Regions from separate parts of the Homo sapiens genome. Here all the other regions are linked to region 3. A link is a loop called in an ENCODE intact Hi-C map of the cell type or tissue named here. Cell type or tissue: heart right ventricle. All regions are shown on one strand. Each heading gives the region's core, and the rest is flanking DNA. Links, peaks and the distances in the headings are about the cores only.

Region 1 (4,591 bases), core at 340-4,339, 250 kb before region 3:
TATATATGAAGGGGAGTTTATTAAGTATTAACTCACACGATCACAAGGTCCCACAATAGGCCGTCTGCAAGCTGAGGAGCATGGAGAGCCAGCCCGAGTCTCAAAGCTGAACTTGGAGTCCGATGTTCGAGGGCAGGAAGCGTCCAGCACAGGAGAAAGATGTAGGCTGGGAGGCGAGGCCTGTCGTCTCCTTTTCACGTTTTTCTGGTTGACATTCGCTGGCAGCTGATTAGATGGTGCCCACCAGATGAAGGGTGGGTCTGCCTTCCGCAGCCCACTGACTCTAGTGTTAATCTCTTTTGGCAACACCCTCTCAGACACACCCAGCATCAATACTTTGTATCCTTCAATCCAATTAAATTGACAGTATTAACCATCACACCTGGCATGGGGAAGATAAGGCCCACTGGGCACCGTCCCTGGAGAAAGGGTGGGCCAGGCAGGCTGGGGGAAAATTGTTCACCCCTGCTGGGGGAGACTGGCTTGACCTAAGCAACATGTTTTGGGGGCCACAGCCCACCCAGACCAGGAAGCCCCCTTGCCTCTCACCTCTCACTCCTCACCTGTGACCTTGGGCTGGCCCTCAGCTGGGAGCCCCATGTCCCTCTGGGCACTGCTGTGATGGGGCAGGGTGTGATGGGAGCCTGTGTGTGGGCCCTGGTGTGATGGGTGCCTGCGTGCATGGGGCAGGGTGGACGCTGAGCCCACGTGGCACGCCCACGCCCACCATCCTTCACTCTAAGCCATTAGCCACAGGGAAAGCGGGTGGGTGCAGGGAGGCCCGAGCGTCACTCAAGGGCGCAGGGCAGCGTCTGGCCCAAGGCCAGCGTGTCACTGGCTGGGAGGTTCCCCTGGAGCTCCACGTTCAGTCCCTCAGGTCACAATACACACCTATCCTGCTGGCCTGACGCAGGGGCCCAAGAGCCTCCTAGTGTGTCCCATCTTCTTCTTGTTCTGGGTGTCCCCAACCTGTCCTCAGGGTCCCTGCTGCCCATTCTCTTAGGTATTGGCAAGGAAGGACTCCCTCCCAGAGCAGCTGTGTGAGAAGGGAGCTGGTGGGCCTGAGCTGGGGAAGGGTTGGCAGGGGGCTAGGTCCTCCGGTGGGGGCATAGGCCCCCATGCAGCCTAGCACCCTGCTCCCCACTCGCCTTTTTGGAATTGTTTTTTTTTTTTTTGAGACAGATTCTCACTCTGTCAGCCAGGCTGGAGTGCAGTGATATGATCTTGGCTCTCTGCAACCTCCATCTCCCAGGTTCAAGTGATTCTCCTGCCTCAGCCTCCCGAGTATTTGGGATTACATACAGGTGCCTGCCACCACGCCCAGCTATTTTTAGTGGAGATGGGGTTTCACCATGTTGACCAGGCTGGTCTCGAACTCCTGACCTCAGGTGATCCACCCGCCTTGGCCTCCCAAAGTGGGATTACAGGCATAAGCCACCACACCAGCTTTTTGGCTTTCATTGGCCCCTGGCCAATTCAGACAGAAGGCCTTCAACTTTGTCCAAGCTCCTGCCCCCACCCATCAGGAGCCCCCTTGCTCCCATAGGCCCCAGGCTGTGGGTGAGCTGCCCTGGGGCCCCCAGGGACTCTGGAGACCCCAATCCTGGGCTTGGGGCCTGGCTCAGCCTTGCCTGGGGGCCCATTACTCAATTCCTTTCCACTTTACCTTCTGCTGTTCCTGTCCCTGTCCCAAGGGCCCTGGCGGCAGTAAGAGGCAGATTTCACCTTGGTTTCTGGCTCAACTCTGAGCCCTGAGCCGGCCTGAGCCTGCTGACCCTGGCCCGGCAGCCTAGCGCCCCCTCCACCAGTTCCCACTTGAGGAAGCCCAGCGGGGCACTGATGTGCATCTTCCAGCCTCGGCTACCTCCCTGCTTGGTGCCCTGCCCACACCTGGTGACCTCCTGAGCACAGATGCCCAAGAGTGACATGCCCAGACCCTGGCGGAGACGCTGGGGTGGCACTCATCTGTGCAGAGATGCCCCCAACCCAGCAAGATGCTGGGGCAGGACCATGCTTGACCCAGAATGTGGGGCGTGTGATCCCCTAGCCAACATCCTAGGAAGCAAGGACATCCCCAGCTTCTGGCCCTGGGAGGCGATCTTGTTCCCCACCCTGGGTGGCTGGGTGGGCCGGCCCCGGGTTCAGAGTCCCTGGCTGCAGCCCTCCCCTACAGCCACACAACACAGAGGAGCGGGTCCCGGCAAAACTTGGGGTGCAGAGTGGGTCCCTGGAGGACCAGAGCCCCACCCAGCAGCTCCACCTGGAGGAGAACAAGGACAGACGTGATCCCCCCACGCCTTGGGGCTCAATGGGATGAGAGTTGGAGGGGAGGGGCTGAGCTCACCCACTGCACCACCCTGTGCTGCCCCTCGACCAATCCCTCCACTTGGGGGTCCCCTTGGCCACCTGCCAGGCTCCGTGCACCCACCCAGCTTTCCCAAGGCGAGGTCCGAGGGGCTCTCCAGCCCCCAGCTCCACCTGTTACTGAGAATAAGGGCAGTCTTCCTTGTTGCCGGAGCCATGTAGCTTTGCAGCATGCCGCCAGGGAGCGCTCGAGACACGCATCTGGACTGCCTTGCTCAAGCCAACCCATGAAGCAGGTGGGGCTCAGGAAGACAGCCAGGCTCAGCCCGCTCCCTGAGACGCCCCTGGGGCTGGGGCTGGGTGCCCCTCACCTTGCTGCTGCCCCGGGTGCCGCTGTCTGCAGGGGGCAGCTGGCCAATGGTCTGCTCTTGGTCTGGAGTGGGGCCCACTGGGTTGAGGCCTCTTCAGTGGGCATCCACCGGGAAGCTGGCCCACAGTGAAGGCTCAGCGGGGAAGAGCTTGTGTCCTGATCATCACGATGCTCACACACCACGGAGCTGGGGTTGGCTGCCTGCCTGGGTCCGCACAAACCCAGGGAGTCAGGAGGCCTGGGTGGGGTGAGATGAGGGGGAGCCCCTGCCCCCCGACTTTCTCTTTGACTCATGCCCTTTTCTTTCCTCTGAGAGGCTTTCGTTCTGACCCATTTCTGGGCAAAACCCCCGAGCCCCGTTTGCCAGCTCGCAGGTTCCCACGCACGATTGGGCCCCATGGCAGCCACCCTGCCCAGGGTCCTCAAGGAGCAAGCTAGGGGCGGAGGGTGGGGGAGGCTCCTTCAAATCCACCCAGGGAGGGAGCAGGCTGTGGCTGCGGCTGAGGTCGGTGGCAAGGGACCCTGCCAGCCTGGCAGCACAAACAGGAAGGATGGCAGGCTCTGGCACCAGAGGCCGGGTCACCCGCAGGCGTGGCAGGACAGCCTCCTTCCTGCAGGAACTGCCGCCGGGTGTCTGTTTCAAGGAGAAGAGATGGGGTGGTGTGAGGCTGAAGCCAAGGTGTGGCTCCCCGGGGGCCCCCTGCCAGAGGAGGAACGCTGGGGTGGGATTAAAGGCCCAGGTGCCACTGTGGTCATCACCGAAAACATGGGAGGCTGGAAAGGCGGGGCTGGAGGCAGCTGCCCACTCTGGTGCCAGCCCCTAAGCCAAGCAGCTCAGGCACTGACAGTTTCCCGTGGCGCCCACAGGCACCCCTCCCTCCAAACCCCCCTCCCTCCAAGCTCCCCTCCAAGCTCCCCTCCCTCCAGCCCCCTCCCTCCAAACCCCCCTCTCTCCAGCCCCCCTCCCAAGCCCCCTCCCTCCAAGTCCCCCTCCCTCCAGCCCCCCTCCCTCCAGCCGTTGCACAAGTTCCGCAGCAAAGCTCAGCTCAGAGGCTACACTGCGCCACAGGGGTGGGGGCCTCTGACTACCACCCTGTCCCAGTCTTGCCTCTGTCCCCACAGTGGGATCCTCCCACTTCAGTCTCCAGCTGCCTGGTTCCCCTCCCAAGGCAGCCTTGTCCTCACTGTGGGGCCGGGGAGAGGCCAGCAGCCCCTGGGGCCCAAAAGTAGAACAGGACAGGGACAGGGGTGGTGGGAGGCAGGCCCCCTCTGAGGGTGCTGGGGCAAAGGTCTGGACAACAGTTCATGGTTGCCATTCCTCCCAGGACACACGATCTGAGCCCCCAAAAGACCTGACAGGACAGACGCGTCCTCATTCCCAGCATCCCAGCATTTTGGGAGGCCGAGGTGGGAGGACTGCTTGAGCCAGGAGTTTGAAACTAGCCTGGACAACATAACAAGACTCTGCCTCTACAAAAAATTTTAAAAAATTAACCAGGCATGGTAGTGCACACCCATAGACCCAGCTCCTTGGGAGGCTGAGGTGGGAGCATTGCTTGAGCCCAGGAGGTTGAGGCTGCAGCAAACCGTGACTGCGCCACTGCACTCCAGCCTGGGCAACAGAGCAAGACCCTGTCTCAAAAAACAAAAAACAAAAACCCACACACAAAAAAGCAAACTTGGCTGGGCGCGGTGGCTCATGCCTGTAATCCCAACACTTTGGGAGGCTGAAACTTGTGGATCACCTGAAGTCAGGAGTTTGAGACCAGCCTGGCCAACATGGGAAAACCCCATCTCTACTAAAAATACAAAAATTAGCTGGGCGTGGTGGCAGGCACCCATAATCCCAGCTACTTGGGAGGCTGAGACAGGAGAATCACTTGAACCCGGAAGGTGGAGGTTGCAGTGAGCCAAGAT
Region 2 (4,591 bases), core at 392-4,391, 280 kb before region 3:
TGTGTTTGAGCAAACATGCGGGCTTGGCGGCACAGCCCTCCCCAAGCCAGTGTGAGGAGCTGGAAAGGGGAGAGGGACCAAACTCCAGCCTGGCACAGAGGCTACACGTGGGCCATGCCAGGCTGGTGCCCGAGACCTCGAGGGTGGGCTGAGATGTGGAGGCCGCTGCACCTCAGCAGAGCCTGGCCAGGCAGGTCTGGAGGTGAGCCAGGCCCATGCCTCTCCATAACAGGTGCAGTGGCGTGCAGGGCCCTGGAGGCGGACTCAGGGGATGCCCGGCGGGCTCCCCGTGCCCGAGGGGAACGTCGGAGGCACACCATCGCCAGCGGCGTGGACTGCGGCCTGGTGAGCAGGGACTGGGGCTCTGTGGGGCTCTCCATCTTGCCTGGAGGCTGGAGGCCGGGATGGGAGCAGGGGGGCCTTGAGCCTGGGGGAGTCCATGGCGGAAGTACAGTCAGCTCTGGACATCTCTCTCCCTACCTGGGCTTGACTCCCCTGGAGGGATGGCCCAGGGTCAGGCAGAGGGAGGTCAAGAGGTCGTTTAGGGCAGCTATGGTGGCTGCCCAGCCCGCCTCACGAGGTTGCTGCTGCAAGCCAGTCTGGCTTCCCAGCTGTGTGCTCACCACAGGCAGACTTCGGGAGGGTGGGCTCAGCTGAAGGGTCCGTCACCCCTCCCCCAGGGAAGCCTGAGTGGAGGGGCTAAGAAAGGCCAAGACCCCTCAGCAGGAGGAACGGGGCTCCTGCTCCAAATGGGCCTATGGGGCTCACACATGCAGGTGTCAGCAGAAGCGTGCGTCCGTGGGTGTTTGCAAACGTGTACACGTGCTGCTGCATTTGTGTCTGTGGCTCTGGTGCCCACCCACAGGTGAGCTCATGCATGTGTGGACGTGTGCGTGCTCACTGGGGCCAGGCATTCCATGTAAATGCACGTATTGCAGCTGAAGCAGATGAAGGAGCTGGAGCAGGAGAAGGAGGTGCTGCTGCAGGGTTTGGAGATGATGGCGCGGGGCCGCGACTGGTACCAGCAGCAGCTGCAACGAGTGCAGGAGCGCCAGCGCCGCCTGGGCCAGAGCAGAGCCAGCGCCGTGAGTGCCACAGCCCTGTCCCCAGATCCCCACACATGGGGACCCCAGCTCACCCCAGGCACCCTTGGGCATTGTGGCTGCCCCTATTCCCGGACACAGTGGCTGTCGATTCCACCCAGGATGCTGAGACATCCCTTTCTCCGCCTGTGGCTGCCCCACTCCTAGGGCCTAAGGTGTCTTGGGCAGACCTCCCACCTCAGCAATGCCCCTGGGACCCTCTAGGCTCTCTGCAGCATCAGGAGGCAGGAGAGCCACCTGTGGGAACCCCTATCAAGGCACCTTGCTGGCCCCGGCTGGACCTCCTCTCTGACCGCTTGTCCTCTGCTTTCTTCCCAGGACTTTGGGGCTGCAGGGAGCCCCCGCCCACTGGGGCGGCTACTGCCCAAGGTACAAGAGGTGGCCCGGTGCCTGGGGGAGCTGCTGGCTGCAGCCTGTGCCAGCCGGGTGAGTGTACCCCAAACCCCCACACCCACGCTGGGGCCCAGGCCAGTTTAGTGCTTCCCCGCCCTCGTCCAGGCCTGCCTAATCCTGCCCTCCCGCAGGCCCTGCCCCCGTCCTCCTCCGGGCCCCCCTGCCCTGCCCTGACGTCCACCTCACCCCCGGTCTGGCAGCAGCAGACCATCCTCATGCTGAAGGAGCAGAACCGACTCCTCACCCAGGTAGGGCAGGCGCGGGAGGGGTGCAGGGGTGGGGGTGAGGCCCCGCAGGCCTTGACCAACTGTGCACCTGCCCAGGAGGTGACCGAGAAGAGTGAGCGCATCACGCAGCTGGAGCAGGAGAAGTCGGCGCTCATTAAGCAGCTGTTTGAGGCCCGCGCCCTGAGCCAGCAGGACGGGGGACCTCTGGATTCCACCTTCATCTAGTCCTTGTGGGCCGCGTGGGCCCCCAGGGCCAGCCTGGCACTCAGCCCTTCGAGGGTGGGCGCCCCATCGCACCCACCCTCTCTGGCTGGAGACCCCCGGCAGGCCCAGGCACAGTCCCGGAGTGGGCGCCTTCCTGCCGCCCTTGCCAGATGGGCTCCCCAGGCCTGCCCCCGGCTGGTCCCCGCACCGAGCGCTTGACTCCGTTTTGGCTCCTGGTGCTGACATGGGCTGGGGCTCTCTTGAGTCCGCATAGTCCGCAGCTACTACTGCCGCTGTCAGTGGACAGTGGGGTACCCCTCCATGAGTTAGCGTCCCCCCGTTTCCAGCGGTGCCGCCCTGGGTCCCATCTTCAGGGAAAGGCACTGCCCACGCCAGGCTGCACTTCCAACAACGGGCAGCAGAGGGCGCGGGGCGGCTCCGACGCGGGTCCAAGGGCAGCTTCCCGCTCAACCAGGGCACCAGGACGAGGTGGCTGTAGCTCGGACGGACGGAAGTAGATGGAGGGGGTGGGGACGGCCTGTAAGCGGGGGGTGCCTGCCTGGCTGGGGAGCCCCAGGGATAGCGGTCGGACTTCAGGTTCTGGCCAAGGCTGAGGGACCCTGGCTGCAGCGGATCGGCACGCCGGGTGGGCGAGAGCTTGGCCTGCATGTGCCTCCCACAGACCCTGGGGTGATGGCCTTCCCCCTCTTGGCCGGGACGTTGCCCCACGTTGAGTCCCACACAACATCCTGTGAGCCTGGCTCCCCAGGAGGGCCCCCAGACAGCTCCCAGGCACGTCATAGGCAAAGCCTGTTCCCCCGACTCAGGATTTCCAAGGCCTGGGGTCCTGCTCACCCCCCTTTGCTCTCACGCCCAGCCTGTCCCCAGGTTTCAGCTGGGAGAGGCCACCTCCCTCAGCCAAGGAAAACGAGAACCCCCAGGGTACAGGAGGAGGCTGGGGCAGGTCCCCTTGGGTGTCACTCCCTCAGCCCCTGCCCAGGCCCACTCCCGCTGGTGCTGGAGTACGCACTGGTGGGGGGGCCCTGCTCAGCCCAACCTGGAGGGTCCCAGTGTCACCAGAACCAGGGGCACGGCAACAGCATCGATGGGTTCTGCAGCCCAGGGCCCCCGATGCGGGGTCAGTGCGTGGGGGGCGCAGGGCCCCCGATGCCGATGCGGGGTCAGTGTGTGTGGGGCGCAGGGCCTCCGATGCGGGGTCAGTGCGTGGGGGGCGCAGGGCCCCCTCGTGTCCAGGGCACTTTGGTACACTGTCCCACAAGGCACCTGTCTCAGAGGAGGGGCCCTGGCAGGCAGCGTGGCAACTCCCTTCCGGAGCCCAGCTCCATGCTAACCTGCCCACAGCAACCCCACAGAGCCACATTCCCTGCTGCACCTGGTCTGCAGGGGTGTCCCAGGACAGGCCCAAGTCAGCCCAGCATGCAGCTGCCCTCCTACCCTGAAGATGGGAGTGGGCTTTCCAGGGGACATAAGGATGTCAGGCCTGGACCTCCTGGGCAGGAAAGGGTGCAGGTCCTGAGGGCCTGTGCCCCACAGCCCCAGCACCAGGTGGACTGCAGCGCAGTGGGTGGGCCAGTGGCAGCCAGGGAGAAGCCCCCCGTCAGCAGGCTGGGGTCTGCCCACCAGGGCCTCCCCACGTCTGCCTTTGAGGGTGCCTGCCATGCCCTGGGGGATCCTGGCATCTTTACTGGACTGGAAGCAGGAGACAGAACAGTGTCTGTCCCGGGGTGACTTCATCAGGAGACCGCCCACATAGAGCTGGACCCCGCAGCTGAAGCGGAAATGTGAGACAGGCTGGCACCTCCGGAAAAACTGCCTTTCAGCCTTGGTGTTCCGTGCAAGGTGAAAAGAAATAGGTCCTCCCAGTTTACAGCTTGAAATCAGGCTAGTGAGTGGCCCTGGAGACCACGAGGGGAGAATTTAAAGGCCCCGGCTGGCAGGGTCTAGGTGGCTGGCAGAGGCACATGCAGACCCTGCCTGGAGCCTGCCCTAGGACGCTGGGCGGGTCAGTCTCCGTGCAGGATGTGAGCAGCGTCCCTGGGCTCTATCCGCGAGGTGCCAGTAGCGTGTGCAGGTACATACACGTGCGTGCACACTGTGATGACACCCGGAAATGTCTCAGGATGTTGAAATGTGTCCTTGGGGGCAGAAGTGTCCCCAGTTGAGAATCTGCCCCAGAGGAACACACCCACACCAGGCCTCAGGATTTTGTGTTGATCAAGTTCCAAGGAAAAGGAACATCTCAGCCGGGCGTGGTGGTTCACGCCTGGAATCCCAGCACTTGAGGCCAGGAGTTCCAGAGCAGCCTGGGCAACGCAGTGAGAGACCCCATCTCTACAAAAAAAAAAAAGAAAGAAAGAAAATGAGAGATCCAGGTTTAAAAATTCATAAACACCACAAGGAAACAATACACTATGAGACCCAGCAGAAGCAACAGATTGACTCTAGACCCAGATACTAGAATTATCAGAGAGAATATAAAGTAACAGTGTTTTATATATCTAAAGAAATAAAAGAGATTTCTGGAAACATGAACAAGGAGTGGTATTTATAGTTCCTTACTCCATGAAAAGCATGATCTCTTAATGCTATAAAGAAGACTAGGCCGGGCGCAGTGGCTCATGCTTGTGGTCCCAGCACTTTGGG
Region 3 (4,591 bases), core at 405-4,404:
AAAATACAAAAATTAGCCGGGCGTGGTGGCAGGTGCCTATAATCCCAGGTACTGGGGAGGCTGAGGCAGGAGAATCACTTGAACCTGGGAGGTGGAGGTTGCAGGGAGCCAAGATCGTGCCACTGCACTCCAGCCTGGGCGACAGAGTGAGACTCTGTTTCAAAAAAAAAAAAAAGGCTGAAGTCTTTAGATAATTTATAAGTCTGTACAAAAAAGCTAGATTTGCTACTCTTCAAAATGTGGAAGGACCTACTCTATAATATATGGAAATAATTTAATGCCATTTGTGGGGAAAAGAGAGATCAGACTGTTACTGTGTCTGTGTAGAAAAAGGAAGACATAAGAAACTCCATTTTGATCTGTACTAAGAAAAATTATTCTGCTTTGAAATGCTGTTAATCTGTAACCTTAGCCCCAACCCTGTGCTCACAGGAACATGTGCTGTATTGACTCAAGGTTTAGGGGATTTAGGGCCGTGCAGGATGTGCCTTGTTAACAATGTGTTTGCAGGCAGTACGCTTGGTAAAAGTCATCACCATTCTCCATTCTCCATTAACCAGGGACACAGTGCACTGCGGAAAGCCGCAGGGACCTCTGCCCAAGAAAGCCTGCGTATTGTCCAGGTTTCCCCCCACTGAGACAGCCTGAGATATGGCCTCGTGGGAAGGGAAAGGCCTTACCGTCCCCCAGGCTGACAACCATAAAGGGTCTGTGCTGAGGAGGATTAGTGAAAGAGGGAGGCCTCTTTGCAGTTGAGATAAGAGGAAGGCATCTGTCTCCTGCTCGTCCCTGGGAATGGAATGTCTTGGTGTAAAACCCAACCGTACATTCTATTTACTGAGATAAGAGAAAACCGCCCTGTGGCTGGAGGTGAGACATGCTGGCGGCAATACTGCTCTTTACTGCACTGAGATGTTTGTGTAAAGTCAAACATAAACCTGGCCTACGTGCACATCCAGGCACAGCACCTTTCCTTAAACTTATTTATGACACAGAGTCCTTTGCTCATGTTTTCCTGCTGACCTTCTCCCCACCATTACCCTATAGTCCTGCCACATCCCCGTCGCCGAGATAGTAGAGCTAGTGATCAATAAATACTGAGGAAACTCAGAGACCAGTGCTGGCGTGGGTCCGCACTTGCTGAGCGCCGGTCCCCTGGGCCCACTTTTCTTCCTTTATACTTTGTGTCTTATTTCCTTTTCTCAGTCTCTCGTCTCCACCTTGTGAGAAATACCCACAGGTGTGGAGGGGCAGGCCCCCTTCATCTGGCACCCATCGTGGGTTCCGTTCTGTAAGGTGAAGATACGCTATGGTGTGATAGTTTAGGACAAAACGAGTACGTCCGTGGTCAGCTTCGCGGTAAGCTTGTGCACTCGGAGGAACCCAGGGTAACAATGGGACAAACTGAAAGTAAATATGCCTCTTATCTCAGCTTCATTAAAATTTTTTTAAGAAGAGGGGGAGTTAGAGCCTCTACAGAAAATCTAATTACACTATTTCAAACAATAGAACAATTCTGCCCATGGTTTCCAAAACAAGGAACTTTAGATCTAAAAGATTGGGAAAAAATTGGCAAAGAATTAAAGCAAGCAAATAGGGAAGGTAAAATCATCCCACTTACAGTATGGAATGATTGGGCCATTATTAAAGCAGCTTTAGAATCATTTCAAACAGGAGAAGATAGCGTTTCAGTTTCTGATGCCCCTGAAAGCTGTGTAATAGATTGTGAAGAAGAGGCAGGGACAGAATTCGAGAAAGGAACGGAAAGTTCACATTGTAAATATGTAGCAGAGTCTGTAATGCCTCGGTCAGCGCAAAATGTTGACTACAATCAATTACAGGAGGTAATATATTCTGGACCACTAAAATTGGGGGGAAAAGGTCCAGAATTATTGGGGCCATCAGAGTCTAAACCACGATGGCCATCAACTCCTCCTCCCGCGGTTCAGATGCCTGTAACATTACAACCTCAAATGCAGGTTAGACAAGTACAAACCCCAAGAGAATATCAAATAGAAAAGGAAAGAGTCTCTATCCCAGCAATGCCAATCCAGATGCAGTATCCACAATATCAGCTGGTAGAAAATAAGACCCAACTGCCGGTAGCCTATCAATACTGGCCGCCAGCCAAACTTCAGTATCGGCCGCCCCCAGAGTATCAGTATGGATGGCCAGGATGTTTCCAGCACCGCAGGGCAGGGCGCTATAGCCGCAGCCGCCCACTATGAGACGTAATCCTACAGCACCACCTAGTGGACAGGGTCGTGCATTACATAAAATTATTGAAAAGACAAAACAAGGGGATACTGACGCGTGGCAGACCCCGGTAATATTAGAACCCATACCACCTGGAAGAGGGGCCCAAGAGGGAGCGCCTCCCCGAGCTGATGCCAGAAATGGGTCCTTTTCTATGAAAATGCTAAAAGACATGAAAGAGGGAGTAAAACAGTATGGACCCAACTCCCCTTATATAAGAACATTATTAGATTCCACTGCTCATGGACATAGACTCATTCCTTATGATTGGGAGATTTTGGCCAAATCATCACTCTCACCTCAATTTTTACAATTTAAGACCTGGTGGATTGATGGGACACAAGAACAGGTCCGAAAAAATAGGGCTGCCAATCCTCCAGTTAACACAGATGCAGATCAAGTATTAGGAACAGGTCAAAATTGGAGCACTACTAATCAACAAGCAATAATACAATATGTGGCCATTGAGCAAGTTAGAGCTATCTGCCTTAGAGCCTGGGAAAAAAATCCAAGACCCGGGAACCACCTGCCCCTCATTCAATACAATAAGACAAGGCTCTAAAGAGCCCTACCCTGATTTTGTGGCAAGGCTCCAAGATGCTGCTCAAAAGTCAATGGCCAATGAGAATGCCCGTAAGGTCATAGTGGAGTTGATGGCATACGAAAACGACAATCCTGAGTGTCAATCAGCCATTAAGCCATTAAAAGGGAATGTCCCAGCAGGGTCAGATGTAGTCTCAGAGTATGTAAAAGCCTATGATGGAATTGGAGGGGCTATGCATAAAGCTATGCTAATGGCTCCAGCAAAAACTGGGGTTGCTTTAGGAGGACAAGTTAGAACATTTGAGGGAAAATGTTATAATTGTGGTCAAATTGGTCATTTAGAAAAGAATTGCCCAGTCTTAAATAAACAGAATATAACAAATCAAACTACTACAGCCAAAAATAAAGAGCCACCTGGCCTGTGTCCAAGATGTGGAAAAGGAAAACATTGGGCTAATCAATGTCGTTCTAAATTTGATAAAAATGGGCAACCATTGTCGGAAAACTGGAAGAGGGGCCAGCCTCAGGCCTCGCAACAAACTGGGGCGTTCCCGATTCAGCCTTTTGTTCCTCAGGGTTTTCAGGGACAACAACCTCCACTGTCACAAGTGCCTCAGGGAACGGGCCAGTTACCACAATACAACAATTGTCCCCCGCCACAAGCGGCAGTGCAGCAGTAGATTTATGTGTTATACCAGCAGTCTCTCTGCTTCCAGGGGAGCCCCCACAAAAAATCCCCTCAGGGGTATACGGCCCACTGCCCGAGGGGACTGTAGGACTCATCTTAGGAAGATCAAGTTTAAATCTAAAGGGAGTTCAAATTCATACTGGTGTGGTTGATACAGATTACAAAGGTGAAATTCAATTGGTTATTAGCTCCTCAATTCCTTGGAGTGCCCGTCCAGGAGACGGAATTGCTCAATTATTACTCCTGCCTTATATTAAGGTTGGAAACAGTGAGACAAAAAGAACAGGAGGGTTTGGGAGCACTGATCTGGCAGGAAAGGCTGCATATTGGGCAAGTCAGGTCTCAGAAAGCAGACCTGTGTGTAAGGCCATTATTCAGGGAAAACAGTTTGAAGGGTTAGTAGACCCTGGGGTGTGGGCGGAAAGCCACCCAGGCGCCGAGACACGAGACTGAAGGCACAAGCTGTTCCAGTATAATCAAGAAAATAGTTAGGAAAAGAGAAAGTTATATTCGAAATAGGATATAGAGATGATTATATATGGATATTATCAATCATTAGTTTTCTGTATTAACCTTTGTATTATTATTATAACCAAAGAAAAACTAGGCCATACAGAGTTAGGAGCTGAAGGGACATTGTGAGAAGTGACCAGAAGACAAGAGTGTGAGCTCTCTGTCACGCCCAGATAAGGGCTGCTTGAGGGCTCCTTGGTCTAGTGGTAGCACCAGCACCTGGGAAGGCACCCGTTACTCAGCGGACCTTGGTCTAGCGGTAGCGCCAGTGCCTGGGAAGGCACCCGTTACTCAGCAGACCTTGGCCTGGCGGTAGCGCCAGCACCTGGGAAGGCACCCATTACTCAGCAGACCTTGGCCTGGCGGTAGCGCCAGTGCCTGGGAAGGCACCCGTTACTCAGCGGACCTTGGCCTGGCGGTAGCGCCAGCGCCTGGAAGGCACCCGTTACTTAGCAGACCAGGAAAGGGAGTCTCCCTTTCCCTGGGAGAGTTAGCGAGCACTCTGCTCCACCAGTTCTTGTGGGGGACCTGACATTCCCCAGGCCTGCCCGCAGTCATCGGAGGCTTCAACGTCTCCCTGTGGTGCTTCAG

What was found. Hi-C counts contacts between places; a loop is a spot of excess contacts. Peaks named below come from ENCODE experiments on the same cell type or tissue, not always from the same donor. Only the 100,000 strongest peaks of a DNase experiment are listed, where the experiment ranks them.
Region 1: it touches region 3 in a loop (12-fold over the local background); 101 of 110 quality-filtered maps call a loop at or near these places.
Region 2: a loop joins it to region 3, with 3 times the contacts of the local background. A loop is called at or near these places in 29 of 110 quality-filtered maps.

Annotation. Positions count from the first base shown.
Region 1 is chr9:137,033,367-137,037,957 of GRCh38, reverse strand. It overlaps LINC02908 (long intergenic non-protein coding RNA 2908), which reads right to left. Exons shown (of 3, transcript NR_171031.1): 3 at 3-3,308. Among named protein-coding and RNA genes, the nearest start is that of FUT7, 3.6 kb to the right of the region's middle. RefSeq lists enhancers at 1,493-2,379, 2,380-3,268, 3,121-3,320. In heart right ventricle, for the core only: CTCF peaks have their summits at 2,315 and 2,535 (motif pointing right); DNase peaks (open chromatin) are centred at 2,537 and 3,226; H3K27ac peaks cover 760 bases.
Region 2 is chr9:137,062,016-137,066,606 of GRCh38, reverse strand. SAPCD2 (suppressor APC domain containing 2) reads left to right here. Exons shown (of 6, transcript NM_178448.4): 2 at 233-345; 3 at 939-1,085; 4 at 1,422-1,529; 5 at 1,628-1,744; 6 at 1,820-4,480. The coding sequence ends at 1,948. Among named protein-coding and RNA genes, the nearest start is that of SAPCD2, 6.2 kb to the left of the region's middle. RefSeq lists an enhancer at 2,021-2,798. In heart right ventricle, for the core only: CTCF peaks have their summits at 2,106 (motif pointing left) and 2,340 (motif pointing right); a DNase peak (open chromatin) is centred at 2,346.
Region 3 is chr9:136,785,471-136,790,061 of GRCh38, reverse strand. No RefSeq gene overlaps it. Among named protein-coding and RNA genes, the nearest start is that of TMEM141, 3.6 kb to the left of the region's middle. RefSeq lists an enhancer at 1,993-2,152 and a cis regulatory region at 2,060-2,359. In heart right ventricle, for the core only: a CTCF peak has its summit at 2,250 (motif pointing left); a DNase peak (open chromatin) is centred at 2,141; H3K4me3 peaks cover 1,034 bases; H3K27ac peaks cover 1,263 bases.